Regions from separate parts of the Homo sapiens genome. Here region 2 is linked to region 1. A link is a loop called in an ENCODE intact Hi-C map of the cell type or tissue named here. Cell type or tissue: IMR-90. All regions are shown on one strand. Each heading gives the region's core, and the rest is flanking DNA. Links, peaks and the distances in the headings are about the cores only.

Region 1 (9,373 bases), core at 1,012-9,011:
GTGTTTCATGCTGAGAGGTTAAAATAAGAATGGGATAGAAAAATACTGAAGATCCTAAGCAAATGCATTTTCTACAATTAGTAATTACAAATGTGCATTTTCCTTTTATTTAGGCACATCTACTATGCTTCTTACTAGAATAAACTGTGCAGATTGGTCTGATGTATGTACTAAGCAAAATGTTACTGAATTTCCTATCATAAAGATGTACAAGAAAGGCGAGAACCCAGTATCTTATGCTGGAATGTTAGGAACCGAAGATCTCCTAAAATTTATCCAGCTGTAAGTATTCAGCTTCATTATAAGATCTCTGAATGTTTAGGTCTTTAGAAGTTCTAATTCTCAGACTTTGCTAACACTTAAAATAGGTTAAGGAAGATACTAGAATTGAGATCACAAAATGAATATTTATGAAAGTCTGTGTACATTTCAACACTTTTCGGGAGATAGCAATTTTGTTTAATGAGTCTGATTTTCTTTAAGAATAATATTTAATTTTCTATATTTTGTAAGATATTATCCTATGTAATATATTGTTTGCTATGTTTAGTATGCTTTTTTTTTACAAACTGAAAATATCTTAAAAAATTAATTTGTAATATAGTTATATGTTTATCCAGCAACAGGATTTCATATCCAGTGAATATAACATCGATCCAAGAAGCAGAAGAATATTTAAGTGGGGAATTATATAAAGACCTCATCTTGTATTCTAGTGTGTCAGTATTGGGACTATTTAGTCCAACCATGAAAACAGGTAAGCAGAGCTGAGCTTTTAAATTATACAGTAGAGTATATCATTGCTTGCTAGTTTTATTTTTTAAGAATATCTTTTTAAATTATAGAGAATTTCAAAATTATGGAGAAGTTTGAAGAAAAATAAAATATCGTAAGCTAATTATTCAGAGATAGTGTTAAATTTTGATGTAATTTCTTCCATCTTTTTTCTGTGTACCTACAGATTGCATATTTATGTATGTTTTAACATAATTGGGCTAAAACTGTGTATCTAGGTTAGAATCTTGCGTTTTTTTTGTTTGTTTTGTTTTTTTGAGACAGAGTCTCGCTCTGTCACCAAGCTGGAGTGCAGTGGCGTGATGTCGGCTCACTGCAACCTCTGCCTCCTGGGTTCAAGTGATTCTCCTGCCTCAGCCTCCTGAGTAGCTGGGACTACAGGCACATGCCACCATGCCCAGCTAATTTTTGTGTGTTTAGTAGAGACGGGGTTTCACCATGTTGGCCAGGATGGTCTCCATCTCTTGACCTCATGATCCGCCTGCCTTGGCCTCCCAAAGTGCTGGGGTGAGCCACCGCACCTAGCCAGAATCTTGTTTTTATTTAACATTACAATGATGTATTGATATTCTTCATGAACATTATGGCTACATAATATTTGGTGAATATATATATCAAAATGTATTTAAATTTGTTTTTTGTTTTTTTTTTTGAGACGAGATCTTGCTCTGTCACCTAGGCTGGAGTGCAATGGCATGATCTCGGCTCACTGCAATCTCTGCTTCCTGGGCTCAAGCAATCCTCCCATCTCAACCTCCTGAGTAACTGGGACCACAGACATGTGCCACCATGCCCAGCTAATTTTTTGTGTTTTTGTAGAGACAGGATTTCACCATGTTGCCCAGGCTGGTCTTGAACTTCTGAGCTCAAGTGATCCACCCATCTTGGCCTGCCGAAGTGTTGGGATTACAGATGTGAGCCACCACACCTGGCCTTATTTAACTATTTATGAACAATATTTGTACTGTTTCCTTTTTTTTTCCTTCTGTATGTGAAGAATATTTTTGAGTCTTTGTATGGATTTTAGACCATATAATGAGTTTAGGTTCCCAATAGAATAACGTATGTCTTCTATAAATTGTAGGTTATATACATTACTCATGGTTTTTTGTTTTTTTTTTTGAGACAGGGTCTCGCCCTATTGCCCAGGTTGGAGTACAGTGACACAATCACAGCTCACTGCACACTCAACCTCCTGGGCTTAAGTGAGCCTCCCACCTCAGCCTCCTGAGTAGCTAGGATTATAGACATGTGCCACCATGCCCACTAATTTTTTAATTTTTCATAGAGATGAGGTCTCCCTGTGTTGCCCAGGCTGGTCTCAAACTCCTGGGCTCAAGCAGTTTTCCTGCCCTGGCCTCCCAAAGTGCTGGTAGTATAGGCATGAGCCACTGTACTTGCCCACTCACTTTTTAAAATGGAGTTTTACTGTTTGTCTAATGAATTGGTGTGAGACCTTTGTATATTAAGGATATTAAGCTTTTGTCATTTTGTTTCAGTTATTTTCCCTCAGTCTGTTATTTGCTCTTTAGCTTTGTTTAATGATAATTTTGTATATCACAGTTTAAAATTTTTTTAATCTATTGATTTTAAGATTTCTTCTATTGCTTTTAGCTATAAAAAACCCTATCATTTTTGTCACCTAATATTCACCTGTATTTTTTCTTGCTTTAATTTACAATATTTTCCTATTTTAATTTGTCTTGCTTTGTATATTTTTTCTTTTAAAAAAATTTTGATAACATACACATAACGTAAAATTTACCATCTTACCCATTTTTAAGTGTATGTTTTACAAGTATTAAGTATATTCACATTGTTGTACAACTAATCTCCAGAACATTTTCATCTTGCAAAACTGAAACTCTGTACTCATTAAACAACAGCTTTTCATTTCATCCTCCTCCCAGGCCCTGGTAACCACCACTCTACTTTCTGTTTATATGAGTCTGGCTACTCTATGTACCTCATACAGGTGGAATCATACAGTATTTATCTTTTTCTGACTGACTTATTTCACTTAGCATAATGTCTTCAGGGTTCATCTATATTGTAGTGTGTGTCAGAATTTCCTTCCAATTTAGGCCGAATAGTATTCCATTGTATGTATATATCTTATTTTGTTTATCTGTTTATCCATTAATGAATTTTTGGGTTACTTCTACCTCTTGGCTGTTGTGAATAACGCGGTTGTGAACATGGGTATGGAAATATCTCTCTGGTACTCTGCTTTCAATTATTTTGAGTACATACTGAGAAGTGGAATTGCTGGGTCATATGGTAATTCTGTTTTTAGTTTTTGAGGAACCGCAGTACTATTTTCCGCCCTGGCTGCATCATTTTACATTCCTACCAACAGTGTACAGGGGTTCCAATGACTTTAACATCCTTGCCAATATTCGTTATTTTATTTTATTTTTTATGATAGCCATCTTAATGGGTGTGAGGTGATATCTTGTTGTGGCTTTGATTTGCATTTCCCAGACGATTAGTGATGCTGAGCATCTTTTCATTATGCTTCTTGGTCATTTGTATATATTCTTTGGAGAAATGTCTGTAACTCCTTTGCCTGTTTTTAAATTGGGTTATTTATATTTTTGTTGCAGAAATTCTTTATATATTCTGGATATTATCCTTTATCAAAGATTTGATTTGTAAATATTTTCTCTCATTCCATAGATTGCTTTTTTACTCTGTTGATTGTGATTTTTTTCCCTTTTTTAAAAGTTTTTAACCCTTTAGATATTTTAGTGCATGGGATGAGTGTTGGTGCCAACTTAATTTTTTTTCTAATAGTTAACGTTTATCCTTTTTTTCTCCTCTATATGTGATTTCACCAGCACCATGTTGTCCTTATCTATATGTGTGTGTGTGTGATATATGTCTGTTTAATTGTTTTCTATTTTATTCACTTTACCTATTGATACTTAGTCTATTAGTTTTATAATACATGTTGAATATAGAGTCAAGTCTCTGATCTGTCTTTTTAAATATTTTCTTGTTTTTTTTTCTATTGACTCTACTAGGTGAACATTAGTAATTTATACTTATTCTCTTAACTGATTTGGATATCTGCTGCTTGTTTTATGCTTCATTATTGTTTTTCTTTATTTTTTATTATTATTATTTTTTGAGATGGAGTCTTGCTCTGTCACCCAGGCTGGAGTGCAGTGGCGTGATCTCGGCTCACTGCAAGCTCCGCCTCCCGGGTTCACGCCATTCTCCTGCCTCAGCCTCCCGAGTAGCTGGGACTACAGGAGCCTGCCACCATGCCCCGCTAATTTTTTTATATTTTTAATAGAGACGGGGTTTTAACGCATTAGCCAGGATGGTTTCCATCTCCTGACCTTGTGATCCGCCTATCTCGGCCTCCCAAAGTGCTGGGATTACAGGCATGAGCCACCGCGCCTGGCCATTTTTCTTTATTTTTTAAAATATGGTGTCTGCTTCTTTTGCTTGTATTTTCTCCAGGACTAGAGAAAATGTTCCCCAAAAACATATTTGAACCTATAAAGTTAAAGATCGTTTCAATGATTTGGACTCCCTCTTGTGGAAGATGCTTTTAATTTCTTTTTTGAAGTCTTTTTTTTTTTTTTTTTTTTTTTTGAGACAGAGTCTTGTTCTGTCATCCGGGTTGGAGTGCAGTGGTGTGATCTCAGCTCACTGCAACCTCTGCCTCCCAGGTTCAGGCATTTCTCCTGCCTCATTCTCCCAGGTTGTTGGGACTACAGGCATGTGCCACCATGCCTGGCTACTTTTTGTATTTTTAGTAGAGATGGGGTTCTATGGTTTTTTTTTCTTTGTATGCCATGGTTTCATGTTATGGATTCATATTACCTTTATTGCTGAGCTTTTATTTATTTATTTAATTATTTATTGCATCATACGTAATAAAATGTTGGAAATTTTTGAAAGAAAATCCTTCATTCACTTTTCCAACATTTTATTATGAACTTTTTCAAGCACACAGCAAAGTTCAAAGAATTGTACAGTGAACACCCATATACTCACCACCTAGATTCTACCATTAACATTTTATATTTGCTTTAGTATATACCTGTATATCTTTCTACTTATTAATTCATCTTATTTTTGATGCAATTCAAATTAATGTTTTTGCATTCAACTTTGATATGCTTATAACAATTATTTTTACTTTGATAGTTTTACATGGCAGCATAAACTACAGTATTTTTTAAATATCACACCTTCTCTTTACTTAGACCGTTACTCTTTATTTATCTCTTGCTTCACAGGAATGTGTCTTTCAATAAGTTTTTAAGGAAGGGTACACATAGGGTGTTTTTTCTGACCGATAGTATTTCTGGGAATGTTATTTGTTGCTTTTGCATCTAGGTGGCCTCTTGAGTCGGTAACAAAACCCTCAATTTTTTTTTTTTTTTTTTTGAGATGGAGTCTTGCTCTGTCGCCCAGGCTGGAGTGCAGTGGCGCGATCTCGGCTCACTGCAAGCTCGGCCTCCCAGGTTCACGCCATTCTCCTGCCTCAGTCTCCCGAGTAGTTGGGACTACAGGCGCCCGCCACCAAGCCCGGCTGACTCTTTGTATTTTTAGTAGAGACGGGGTTTCACCGTGTTAGCCAGGATGGTCTCGATCTCCTCACCTCGTGATCCACCCGCCTCGGCCTCCCAAAGTGCTGGCATTGCAGGCGTGAGCCACTGCGCCTGGCCAATGTTTACTTCATTATACTAACTCTTACCATTTATCTAGGAAACTTCCCTCCTCCTTGTTTTTCTTTTCTTGAGTTGGATTTCAAATTCTGAATGAAAGAGTTTAAGAATATTTGTCTGAGAAGAGGACCCCACTGGTCTAGCATTATGTTTGCACATAGTAGATACTATTAACTACATATTAAATTTTGCTTTCTACAAATTTACATCTAGCAATTTTTTTCTACTTTGTTTTCAGAATTGTAAAAAGTAAAAACGAAAGGAACTTACAAAAAATAAATAATAAGAATATTAATATGTGCCCTGTGGCTTATCATCTTTGAAGGCAAAATCCTAGAGAGCATATCTTTATATTTTTTATTTTTTTTGAGACAGAGTCTTGCTCTGTCACCCAGGCTCAGTGACATGCAGTGGCATGATGTTGGCTCACTGCAACCTCCACCTCCCAGGTTCATGCAGTTTTCATGCCTCAGCCTCCCAAGTACTGAGACCACAGACATGTGCCATGCAGCAGCACGCCCAGCTAATTTTTTGTCTTTTTAGTAGAGACAGGGTTTCACTGTGTTGGCCAGGCTGGTCTCAAACTCCTGGCCTGTAGTGATCTGCCCACCTGAGCCTCCCAAAGTGCTGAGATTATAGGCGTGAGCCACCGCACCTGGCCTTATAGAGAGCATAACCTTCTAATGAAAAAAAAAATTTTTATGAAAAATTGGGAAGTAAGTCTGTGTTTTACTCCTCCACCTTCCTTCCCTTTTGAATGTTTTTGCTCCAACGGTTGACAGTGTCCTCTCTGTACCTCAGGTGCCTGGTGCCCTAACCTTCTCATTTATTATTCACACTAGGCCTCCTTCCAAGAAGAATTTAAGTCTTCAGATCATAAAAAGCACAAATAGGATAAAATCATTGAAAACAGTGTAAAAACTCAGCAATAAAACAGTAGGGGGTAATTATGTAGAAAGTCTAGAAAACACTGTCGTTTGTCATAAAACTTAGCCCTAAGCAATCTGGTAGCAACTAGAAACAAAAAGATGAAATTTTTGCCGTCTATCGTCATATGTAATAAATCACAACACACAAGTTAGGATGCTGATTAATCCACAGAGAAAACTTTTTCCTAATTCAAATATTGAAAAGAATTTTTCATATTATTTTTTACATTGGGAATCAACATAAGAAATGGTGTACTTGATCATATTTTTACACAAATGATGATAAAATGTACATACAGTCATCTCGCAATACAAGTCAAAAACGTAATGTTAAATTATTTAAAGGTAGTTCTGGTGTGCCAGAATGATGTAGCCTGGATATGATAACTTCATTATTTGACTGGATTGATTGTTCCCAACATTGTCAGTTAGATATTCGTTCCTTTTTATTTCTTTTAGTTTGTTTTTGTTTTTTTGCAAACACTGATATATTAGTAGCTGGACTATCAACATCTATTGAAGAGAGAATAAATAATGATAAAAATCTTATGAATTTATTAACATTTCTATATAAATTTGTGTTTTGTTAATAAAAGCTAACTCGTGTTAAATTTAGCCTAAAGCTGCCTCCGTATATATTTTAAGTTCAGACTAAAGGTTTCTCTATAAGTAGTGAACTGTAACCTAACTAAATGTATAAACAGACTATAACCAACTCTTATACCACTCACCAAGTTTTGGTCAATCAAAGGTGGCCAACTGTTCAAATCCTGTTCAAATAAGACAAATGCCAAGCTGTAACCAATCCAGCTATTTCTTCACCTCACTTCCTCTTACTGTCTGTAAATCCTTTCTGACTTCATGGTAGCACTGAGGTTGCCATGAACCTATTCTGGTTTGGGGGGGCTGCCCAGCCGCAAATGGTTCTTTGATCGGTTAAACTCTATTAAATTTAGTTCAAAGTTTTTCTTTTAACAGATGGTGTCAGAAATAGGACCTATAGTAGAACTTCCAGCGACCCCCGGAAGCATAGAGTGACCAAATGGTGTACCCGCTGGGCCCATTGTGTCCATTGCTCTCTCGCAGCCACTGGGGATCGTGGGTAAGTTCTCTTTCAGACTTTGAAGCTCCACGGCTTTGTGTTCTGAGCTATCTGAGTTTGTTTGAGCAGATTTTTTTTTTTTTTTATCTGAACTGGGTTTGGAAGTTGTTACAGAAACTGGACTGGGTCCAGGATCAAATTAGGTCTGATAATTAACTGACTTAGATCTAGTTAAAGGCCTCAGATGTCTGAATCAGACAGAAACTGACAGTAAATGGCAATATTGTAGGTAGTATGAACTTCAGCTTTCAGAAATTTGCAGGGACTTTTGTGTTCTATCCCCTTTGTTTCTTTTTCTTGCACTCATAGGTAGGAAAAAAGTCAATGACTAAGTTGTGAGGAAATCTGAGAGCCAAAGCCAAGATTCAACATAAAAATGAGATCCTTAATTTCTGAAGAACTGAGTACTCCACTTTCTGGCTACAACTACCTACAAACACTTACAAAAATGGCAAAATGTTACTAAAGGTAATTTAAAGTTGCAGTAGAACATTTCAAATGAAAAATGCTACACTTTAGAAGTACATTTAAAAATGAGGACTCTCTAATTAGGCTTATTCAGGGATGCCTATTGGTGTGCAGAAGCTTCTGAAAAGATTTCAGTATTTTTATTGCCTGTTTTAAAAGACCCTTTATAACAGGTAGCCAGGGCCAGGAACAGTGGCTTATATTTCCACATGCCTATAATCCCAGCATTTTGGGAGGCCGAGGCAGGCAGATCACTTGAGGTCAGGAGTTTTTAACACCAGCCAGGCTGGGCAACATGGTGAAACCCTGTCTCTACTAAAAATACAAAAATTAGCCAGGCATGGTGGCATGTGCCTGTAATTCCAGCTATTTGGGAGGCTGAGGCATAAGAATTGCTTCAACCCAGGAGGCGGAGATTGCAATGAGCCAAGATTGTGCCACTGCACTCAGTCTGGATGATGGAGTGAGAGTCTGTCTAATCCCAGCTACTCAGGAAGCTGAGGTGGGGGGAATGTTTGAGGCTAAGAGTTCAAGACCAGCCTAGGCTACACAGGAAGACTGTGTCTCTAAAAAAAAATATAAACAAAAATATAAAGAACTTGCTGACTATAGGTTTAAAAAAATAAAAGAGAAACCATTTAAAAGCCAGCAAATGAAAATTTTGTATAAAAGCCATAAAATCTGCTTCTGTCTGGATGTCTCTATGTCTATATGTGTTATGTATGTGTGATATTTGGTAAATCTAGTTTCAAAGTTGTTAACAAAGTAAAATAAAAATGGCTTCAAGAGTGTAACTTAAATATAATTCAGATATTTTTGCCTGGATCTACTGGTCAGACAGGTTTATGCTGTCTTTACATGTTTTAAGGTCATAAAACTGCTAATTTTCTATAATATTTTTGGCACTTGCTTGATTTGTCTGTGGGCTAAAGCTGGCTGTTGAGCTTCCCTAGAGCTTTGCACACATCTTACTATAAGCTGGTCTTTGGTTTTGAGCTTCAAGATTCTGGGGTCTGGACAGGTGGCCATGGTAAGGCCTGGAGGCATGTCGTCAATGCTTAGGCCACCTGCTGCAGGGCCCCTTGTTCCTCCTTGCTTGGCCCAGATTTGCCTCATGGCCATGCTGGGAGTGGTCAGATCCACCAGACATCCTCTTCACAGCTCTGTCTTCTGTCCTGACATCTGGTATGTAAATTTAGGACCCAAAAGAGCCCTGCCTTTTATAGGCATCAGGTGCCACATGGGTACTCAGGACTAAGGACAACTGAGAAAGACATTAAGGAGGGTACCTGTGTCATAATTTATTTTCCAATAATTAAAAATCTTTAAGTCATGTTAAATAATAATAAAATGTCTGAGTCATTCCTAAATAAGTTAAAATACTAAAATTA
Region 2 (9,373 bases), core at 531-8,530, 840 kb before region 1:
TTTGGCTAATGTGATGCCTCCAGATTTGTTCTTTTTGCTTAGTCTTGCTTTGGCCATGTGCAGTCTTTTTTTTTTTTTTTTTTTTGGTTCCATATGAATTTTAGGATTGTTTTTTCTAGTTCTGTGAAGAATGATGATGGCATTTTGATGTAAATTGCATTGAATCTGTAGATTGCTTTTGGCAGTATGGCCATTTTCACAATATTGATTCTACCCATCCATGAGAGAATGTGTTTCCATTTGTTTGTGTCATCTATGATTTCTTTCAGCAGTGTTTTGTAGGTTTCCTTGTAGACATCTTTTGCCTCTTTGGTTAGGTATATTCCTAAGTACTTTATTTTTCTTCACAGCTGTTGTAAAAGGGGTTGAGTTCTTGATTTGATTCTCAGCTTGATCGTTGTTGGTGTATAGCGGTGCTACTGATTTGTGTACATTGATTTTGTATGCTGAAACTTTATTGAATTCATATATCAGACCTAGGAGCTTTTTGAGTGAGTCTTTGGGGTTTTCTAGGTATATAATTATGTCATCAAAGAACAGTGACAGTTTCACTTCCTCTTTACCTATTTGGATGTCCTTTATGTGTTTCTCTTGTCTAATTGCTCTGGCTAGGACTTCCAGTACAATGTTGAATAGCAGTGGTGAAACTGGGCATCCTTGTCTTATTCCAGTTCTCAAGAAGAATGCTTCCAACTTTTCCCCATTCAGTATAATGTTGGCCGTGTGTTTGTCCTAGATGGCTTTTATTACCTTAAGGTATGTTTCTTATATGCCGATTTTGCTGATTTTAATCACAAAGCGATGCTGGATTTTGCCAAATGCTTTTTCTGCATCTGTTGAGATGATCATATAATTTTTGTTTTTAATTCTGTTTATGTGATGTATCACATTTATTGATTTGCACATGTTAAACCATCCCTGGTATGAAACCCACTTGATCACGGTGTATTATCTTTTTGATATGCTGTTGAATTTGGTTAGCTAGTATCTTGTGGAGGATTTTTGCATCTGTTTTTATCAGGGATATTGGTCTGTAGTTTTCCTTTTTTTGTTATGTCCTTTCCTGGTTTTGGTATTAGGGTGATGTATTGGTCTGTTTCCATGCTGCTGATAAAGACATACCTGAGACTGGGCAATTTACAAAATAAACAGGTTTAATGGACTACAGTTCCACATGGCTGGGTAGGCCTCACAATCATGGTGGAAGGCAAGGAGGAGCAAGTCATGTCTTAAATGGATGGCAGCAGGGAAAGAGAACTTGTGCAGGGAAACCTCTTTCCCATGTGAAAGACCTACCCCATGATTCAATTACTTCCCACCAGGTCCTCCCACAACACATGGGAATTCAAGATGAGATTTGGGTGGCAACACAGCCAAACCATATCATTTCACCCCTGGCCCCTCCCAAATCTCATGTCCTCACATTTCAAGACCAATGATGGCTTCCCAACAGTCCCCTAAAGTCTTAACTCATTTCAGCATTAACTCAAAAGTCCACAGTCAAAAGTCTCATCTGAGAAAAGGCAAGTCCCTTCCACCTATAAGCTTGTAAAATTAAAAGCATGTTAATTACTTCCTAGATACAACAGGGGTACAGGCATTGGGCAAATACAGCCATTCCAAGTGGGAAAGATTGACCAAAACAATGTTAACAGATGTTGGCACGGATGTGGTGAAAAGGCAACACTTTTATACTTCTGGTGGGTATGTAAACTGGTACAAACACTATCGAAAATAGTATGGGGATTCCTTAAAGAACTAAAAGTAGAACTACAATTTGATCCAGCAGTCCCACTACTGGGTATCTACCCAGAGGAAAATAAGTTATTATATGAAAAAACACACTTGCACACACGTTTATAGCAGCACAATTCTCAATTGCAAAAACATGAAAGCAACCAACAAGTGGATAAAGAAAATGTGAGATACATACATACACACACACACACACACACACACACACACACACCATGGAATACTACTGAGCCATAAAAAGGAATGAAATAATGGCATTTGTAGCAACCTGGATGGAGTTGGAGACCATTATTCTAAATGAAGTAACTCGGAAATGGAAAACCAAAAGTCACATGTTTTCATTTATAAGTGGAAGCTAAGCTATGAGGACCCAAACACCTAAGAATAAAATAATGGATTCTGGGGACTCAGGGTGAAGCGTGGGAGGGGGGTAAGGGATAAAAGACTACAAATAGGGTGCAGTGTACACTGCTCAGGTGTACCAAAATCTCAGAATCACCACTGAAGAACTTTTCCATGCAACCAAACACCACCTGTTCCCCAAAAAAAACTATTGAAATTAATTAAATAAATAAATAAATAAATACCTATAGAAGCCCTAAAAACTAAAAGGTTACAAGACTACTACTTCCCATATATACAATGTTAACACATAAAATCGGTATAAAGAAATTAATAAAGGTAATTTTTCTCAGAATGACCATTTTGATAAGTTTTTTCATATATCAAATTATTTCCAAAATATTTTTGGTACCACTGCTTGAGTACAGGCTTAATCTGCCTACTTGATAACCCAATATTATATATACAGGTAGGCAGATGAATGAAAAGAATGAAAAAAGAGGTAGATGAGAGATAGACATATAGATGAATAGGGGCTATATTTTAACTGCTCACATAATATTTCAAAGTCTATTTAAATGAAGATACGAGATTAATTAGAATGTTATCTATATTCCTCAAAAATGACTCTTCTTCTTGCAAAGGTAGATTATGGTATTCTAAAACTTAAAAGGACTACAGAAATCATCATGCCAACCACTTTCCAGATGAGGAAACTTAGGCTAAAAAGATAAAAGCCAGGATCACACAGTTGGTGAGTGCCAGAATGAAACCAGATCCTAAATGTCCTGCTATCTAGCAAAGCAGTTCTCTACAATACAATCCCACCTTCCTTGATAATACTAAGTTGCTTAGCAAACAAGATCTTCATAAATGTTGCAAGGATAAATTTCCTTTCAGTCTGCCCGAAGCAAATAACCACAATTTGCTTAGTATTAGTAAAACTCAGATCATCTAGGCATTGTCACCCCTTCAAGTTGCCCTCAGAGTGGGACAGTCAACTTGGAACAAAGTTTGACTTAACACAAGTTTCCCAGGTCTGAGAAATATGGCAAGAGGTGGGATTTATTGTTGTTGTTGCTTATCAAAACAGTGAGAAATGGCATGTTAATCAGCGAAGGACAAATTGTGGCTGTCATTTCCTTTTTCTCTAAAAGGTAAATATGTATAGACTGCAAATCATGTCCAGGAGAACTTATTTCTCACATCCCCATCCATCAGTTTGCTCTCAACTGCTCTCAACAAAGTGAGGAACCAGCTTTAAAATAGCTCTGAAATGGAAGGCTACTCTAGGTATGAAATATCCCATGGACCAAACCCAATAATCTCACTTCTCTTGAGTGCTCTCTTATTCTGACATCCAGCATGGTCACAAATAGCTTTTAAAACTGGACCAGGTACAGAAACCAGTCAAAGAAAATAAGAGGATAAAATTTGGAGAAGCCCGTCATGGATTTTAGCTTCCAAGCATATCACCAAAACTGTAATGTTCAACAACTTAAGCAGACATTCTCAGTGACTTCAGTTGACTTCAATGAATTCTGTTTCAGTCCATTTACCACAAAACAGTATGCCAAGGAAGGGACCCCACAGAGAGGAACTTCTCCTATCTAGTCATACCCTACCAACTCAGGTCTGAGGTCCTGATACTAAAAAGCTAAGTAACAAAGAAAATAATTTTTGTGCCTCTGAAGCCATTTTTCGAGGTGAGATGTTTCGCTCCTAGCCAAGCAAAGCTGCAGAATCTGTAGAATGTTGTCTTGCTCCCTCCTTGTCACCAGCCTGCCCTTTAACCCACCACTGAATGCCCTTTTTCTGCTCCAAGACAGCTATTGAATCACCACATTATACTCCCTGACCCTGCGGGGCCATGGTACAATATCAGAATGTCAAACTGGGTCTGAAAAGGGCTTTGTGTGGGATGAGACAAGACTCTAAGGATAGTAGAGCTGCTGAATCACTCAGGATCTGACCACAAATAGTGCTACGCTAAGCTTGCTGGGTAAAACTGCTGCCAGAAGCCCCTGTTAAATTTCTGGGCTAATTATGGAGGGTGGGAGGGTGACCTTGGAGGCAAGTTGTACTTAACACAGAGACCAGGAAGCCTAAGGGAAGAAACCCAAGTTGTACATCCTCATAAATACAATTTAAAATTCTCTAATTTAATAAAAGCATGCGATCCTACGACAAGGTAGTTTTCCTTAGGAGCAGGTGCACTGCAATTTTTTTTTTAATTTTCATATTAAATCTTCAGAGAGTTACACGGTAGATGGCAGCCTGGAAATACGCTGATGTATCCTGGCAGAATTTCAGACATAATGATTTTTTTTTCCTCTGTAAATCTTCCATCAGTGGGAAGGAAAGCCCTGCCAAAACTGAGAAACCCAAGCTGGAGGCAGCGAGGCTCCCACTCAGAGCACGGCGACATGCCAAGGCTTTCAAGGCCAAATCGGAAACAACCACGTTGAGTTCATTAAAACGACTGAATGATCAAAGTCATGCAAGCCTTCACAAAGGCAAAAATTAATCTGTTTAATACTTGGCTAAATTCTCAAGTGCTAAAGTAAATTTGAAACGAAATTCATCAAACTCCCCCTCTTCCTGTGGAAAAATCCTTTGAGTTCCTCAGAGTGCCCAGCAGATGGCAGAAGCGGTCTTTGTTTCAATCCATGGGCCTCAGCTACCGCGCCATGCCCAAAATTAACGGGAATAGGTACACCTGGGTATAGTTGTATATCTGAATGTGAAAATACACTTTCAGGATATCAGGAATTATATTCCAGTATGGCTAGGGTTATTCTCAGTTATCAATCTCGAGGGAGGAAACGTCCCCAGGAAGTGGTACCAAAAGATGACTCTTGCACATCAATGAAAAGGCCTGTGGAAGGACGACAGTCCAACTACTGGAACCCTGTTTTTATATCTCTCAGGAGCCTCCCACCATGCCCACCCCTCATCTCCCTCCCATTTCCTACTCCTTAAAGACTTGCATACACATTCCTGAGTCTTCAGCAACCTGTGTCCTCGCCACCCAGGTGAAGAAGCTGGGTATGTGCAGGATATTCCCTACTGCAACAATGCCTCCTCAGCCTGCCTCCTCTGCCCAGGTCAGCCTCCACAACCAGAGGTTCTGGGAATTAGGTTCCACTGTCCTGAGCATTATGAATATTGATTCCTGTTGGACAAACTGCAGCTAGTCTAGGATCTCAGATTCCTCCATTTCCCGGGAGGGCAACATATAAAATATTAATACATTTCATCATGAGAAACAAAACTCATTAAAACTACATACATATTCATGAAAATTCTTTCACTGTTTATTTCATGAAATGAAAACATTTTTTCCAACCAGATCAAGGGAGGGAAGAAAATGTTTTCTATAGGTCCAATTTTATACACTCTGGTATGAAATGAATCAATAGTAGCTAGGAGGAGAAAAATCAAAGATTTCCTTTTCAACAGCAATAAATCCAGTCAAATCCTATTTGGTATGGCACTTGCCATAGCTTGTAAAATCTGAAGTTGCTAAATTATGTATTTCAATAGTAATTCCTTACAAATTAATAGGAAGTGCTAAATTAGGACAAGTGGCCTCCAATTGGATCCAGATGCTCAATCCTAGACTAGGTAGAAAGTGTGAAAAATTAGGAACTGTACTGATTCTTTCTCTGAGTTTGTTGAAGGAGCCAAGTTCTTCCAGCATGGAATGTAAACACTTGGGAAGGTAGCCTAAGAGAAGCATGTGTTACGTGGCAGCCTGAGTCCCAGCTGTGTTTACACTGAGATTCCAAAATATCTGAGCCTGGAAGGACAGCTGTGGTGTAAGGAGGAACAGAGGAGCCTCCTGGGACAGAATGACCCCAAAGGGAAAGAGAGAAGCTGGTTCAAAACCAATGGGCCAGGGTTCAAGGGGTGGTGTGGTCATTAACAAAGCAGGGTGACCATCGCTCAGCTTATCCAGGAGACTCACATCCAAGTCCCAAGGGTGATGATGGAGAAAATGCTGAAACCTGTTGACATTATTGGCCCCCCTCATGCTGCTGGCTGTGTTGATGGTGGTGGAAACAATAAAAACAGCACTGGCCTTGGGCAGCCGTAGGGCTGACATCACCATCCTCAATCTTGGAGACTGGCAGCATCCACAGAGAGAGGGTGCCTTTGGGAGGCATCTGTGACACTGCTGCTGCATCTGCCATTCATGAAGAAGAGGCCCCAGCTGCAAATGAAGCCAGCATTTAATGACCCAGTATCAGAAGAAGAAAAATCACAGACCTCCTGCTGTGACAAAAACAACTAGTTCTCAGAGAACTGGCTGCGGTAGTGGAATAAAGACCCCCCAAAGATGCCCACGTCCTAAACCCCAGAAGCTGTGAGTGCATTACCTTACAGGGCAAAAGGGACATTGTAGATGTGATTAAGGACGTTGAGATGGGGACATTATCCTGGATTATGTGGTGGGCCCAAGACAATCAATCACAGGGTCCTTAGAAAAGGGAGGAAGGAGAGTCAGAATCAGAGAAGAAGATACAACAACAGAAGCAGTGGTCAGAGAGAGATACAAAGATGCTGCACTGCTGGCTTTAAAGATAAAGAAAGAGGCCTCAAGCTAAGAAATGTAGGAAGTCTTCAGAAGCTGGAAAAGGCAACGAAATGGGTTTTCCCGTGGAGCTTCCCAAGGCAGCATGGCTCTGCCGACCCATTTTAGACTTACAGCCCCCAGAACTATATAAGATAAGTGTGTGTGGTTTTAAGCCACTAAGACTGTGGTAATGTGTTACAGCAGAAATTGGAAAATAATACACTGGTGATATACTCTTTTGAGGGCTTTCAGAACCATTTGTGAGGATAAGGAGGCTCAAATTCCCACAGTACAAGGGGAAACAGAGCCAGAATGTGTGGGGGCGTTCTCCTCCACAGTTTGTGCGTGTGGGGGAGGCAGGTTAGTGTAGGGTAGACTAGGTCCATGGGTCTGCTTTATGGACCAAGCTCTCACGTTGAACCTTCATTCAAATCAGCAGCATCTGTTTTCTACAACACACATCACTTTGCTCTCCTTCCATATCTTCAAGAACTTCTAAGAGGCAAGTTGTGCCATAAGTACTTCAAAGGATACTACGTGTCCCATGTCTTTTTTTTTTTCTGTGAGACGGAGTCTTGCTCTGTTGCTCAGGCTGGAGTGCAATGACCCAATCTCCACACACTACAACCTCCATCTCCCAAGTTCAAGCAATTCTCCTGCCTCAGCCTCCCGAGTAGCATGCACCATCATATCCAGCTAATTTTTATATTTTCAGTAGAGACAGGGTTTTGCCATGTTGGCCAGGCTGGTCTTGAACTCCTGATCTCAGGTGATCTGCCCATCTCAGCCTCCCAAAGTGCTGGGATTATAGGCATGAGCTGCTGCTCCTTATCCCAAGTCATTTAATATCCTAAGGCCAAAGCTCATCCTTAACTTTTGGAGACTAATTACTCAAAATTTCTCAATCATTTTCTCTAGATTTTAGTTCAGTCCTTAAAATCATTCTGCTGATGGAAAAACTGGAAACTCTAAAAAGCAGAACACCTCTCCTCCTCCAAAGGAACGCAGTTCCTCACCAGCAACGGAACAAAGCTGGATGGAAAATGACTTTGACGAGTTGAGAGAAGAAGGCTTCAGACGATCAAACTACTCCGAGCTACAGGAGGAAATTAAAACCAAAGGCAAAGAAGTTAAAAACTTTGAAAAAAATTTAGACGAATGTATAACTAGAATAACCAATACAGAGAAGTGCTTAAAGGAGGTGATGCAGCTGAAAGCCAAGGCTCGAGAACTACGTGAAGAATGCAGAAGCCTCAGGAGCCGATGGAATCAACTGGAAGAAAGGGTATCAGTGATGGAAGATGAAATGAATGAAATGAAGCGAGAAGGGAAGTTTAGAGAAAAAAGAATAAAAAGAAACGAACAAAGCCTCCAAGAAATACGGGACTATGTGAAAAGACCAAATCTACGTCTGATTGGTGTACCTGAAAGTGACGGTGAGAATGCAACCAGGTTGGAAAACACTCTGCAGGATATCATCCAGGAGAACTTCCCCAATCTAGCAAGGCAGGCCAACATTCAGATTCAGGAAATACAGAGAATGCCACAAAGATACTCCTCAAGAAGAGCATCTCCAAGACACATAATTGTCAGATTCACCAAAGTTGAAATGAAGGAAAAAATGTTAAGGGCAGCCAGAGAGAAAGGTCGGGTTACCCACAAAGGGAAGCCCATCAGACTAATAGCGGATCTCTCAGCAGAAACTCTACAAGCCAGAAGAGAGTGGGGACCAATATTCAACATTCTTAAAGAAAAGAATTTTCAACTCAGAATTTCATATCCAGCCAAACTAAGCTTCATAAGTGAAGGAGAAATAAAATCCTCTACAGACAAGCAAATGCTGAGAGATTTTGTCACCACCAGGCCTGCCCTAAAAGAGCTCCTGAAGGAAGCACTAAACATGGAAAGGAACAACCGGTACCAGCCACTGCAAAATCATGCCAAATTGTAAAGACCATCGAGGCTAGGAAGAGACTGCATCAACTAACGAGCAAAATCACCAGCTAACATCATAATGACAGGATCAAATTCACACATAACAATATTAACTTTAAATGTAAATGGACTAAATGCTCCAATTAAAAGACACAGACTGGCAAATTGGATAAAGAGTCAAGACCCATCAGTGTGCTGTATTCAGGAAACCCATCTCACGTGCAGAGACACACATAGGCTCAAAACAAAAGGATGGAGGAAGATCTACCAAGCAAATGGAAAACAAAAAAAGGCAGGGGTTGCAATCCTAGTCTCGGATAAAACAGACTTTAAACCAACAAAGATCAGAAGAGACAAAGAAGGCCATTACATAATGGTAAAGGGATCAATTCAACAAGAAGAGCTAACTATCCTAAATATATATGCACCCAATACAGGAGCACCCAGATTCATAAAGCAAGTCCTTAGTGACCTACAAAGAGACTTAGACTCCCACACAATAATAATGGGAGACTTTAACACCCCACTGTCAACATTAGACAGATCAACGAGACAGAAAGTTAACAAGGATACCCAGGAATTGAACTCAGCTCTGCACCAAGCAGACCTAATAGACATCTACAGAACTCTCCACCCCAAATCAACAGAATATACATTCTTTTCAGCACCACACCACACCTATTCCAAAACTGACCACATAGTTGGAAGTAAAGCTCTCCTCAGCAAATGTAAAAGAACAGATATTAAAACAAACTGTCTCTC

Evidence for each region. Peaks named below come from ENCODE experiments on the same cell type or tissue, not always from the same donor. Only the 100,000 strongest peaks of a DNase experiment are listed, where the experiment ranks them.
Region 2: it touches region 1 in a loop (10-fold over the local background); 4 of 110 quality-filtered maps call a loop at or near these places.

Annotation. Positions count from the first base shown.
Region 1 is chr14:52,461,421-52,470,793 of GRCh38, reverse strand. It overlaps TXNDC16 (thioredoxin domain containing 16), which reads left to right. Exons shown (of 21, transcript NM_020784.3): 15 at 114-282; 16 at 621-757. Among named protein-coding and RNA genes, the nearest start is that of TXNDC16, 86 kb to the left of the region's middle. In IMR-90, for the core only: a CTCF peak has its summit at 4,334 (motif pointing left); a DNase peak (open chromatin) is centred at 4,353.
Region 2 is chr14:53,301,748-53,311,120 of GRCh38, reverse strand. No RefSeq gene overlaps it. Among named protein-coding and RNA genes, the nearest start is that of DDHD1-DT, 150 kb to the right of the region's middle. RefSeq lists an enhancer at 4,576-4,870. In IMR-90, for the core only: a CTCF peak has its summit at 4,718 (motif pointing right); DNase peaks (open chromatin) are centred at 4,030, 4,710 and 5,850; H3K4me3 peaks cover 302 bases; H3K27ac peaks cover 848 bases.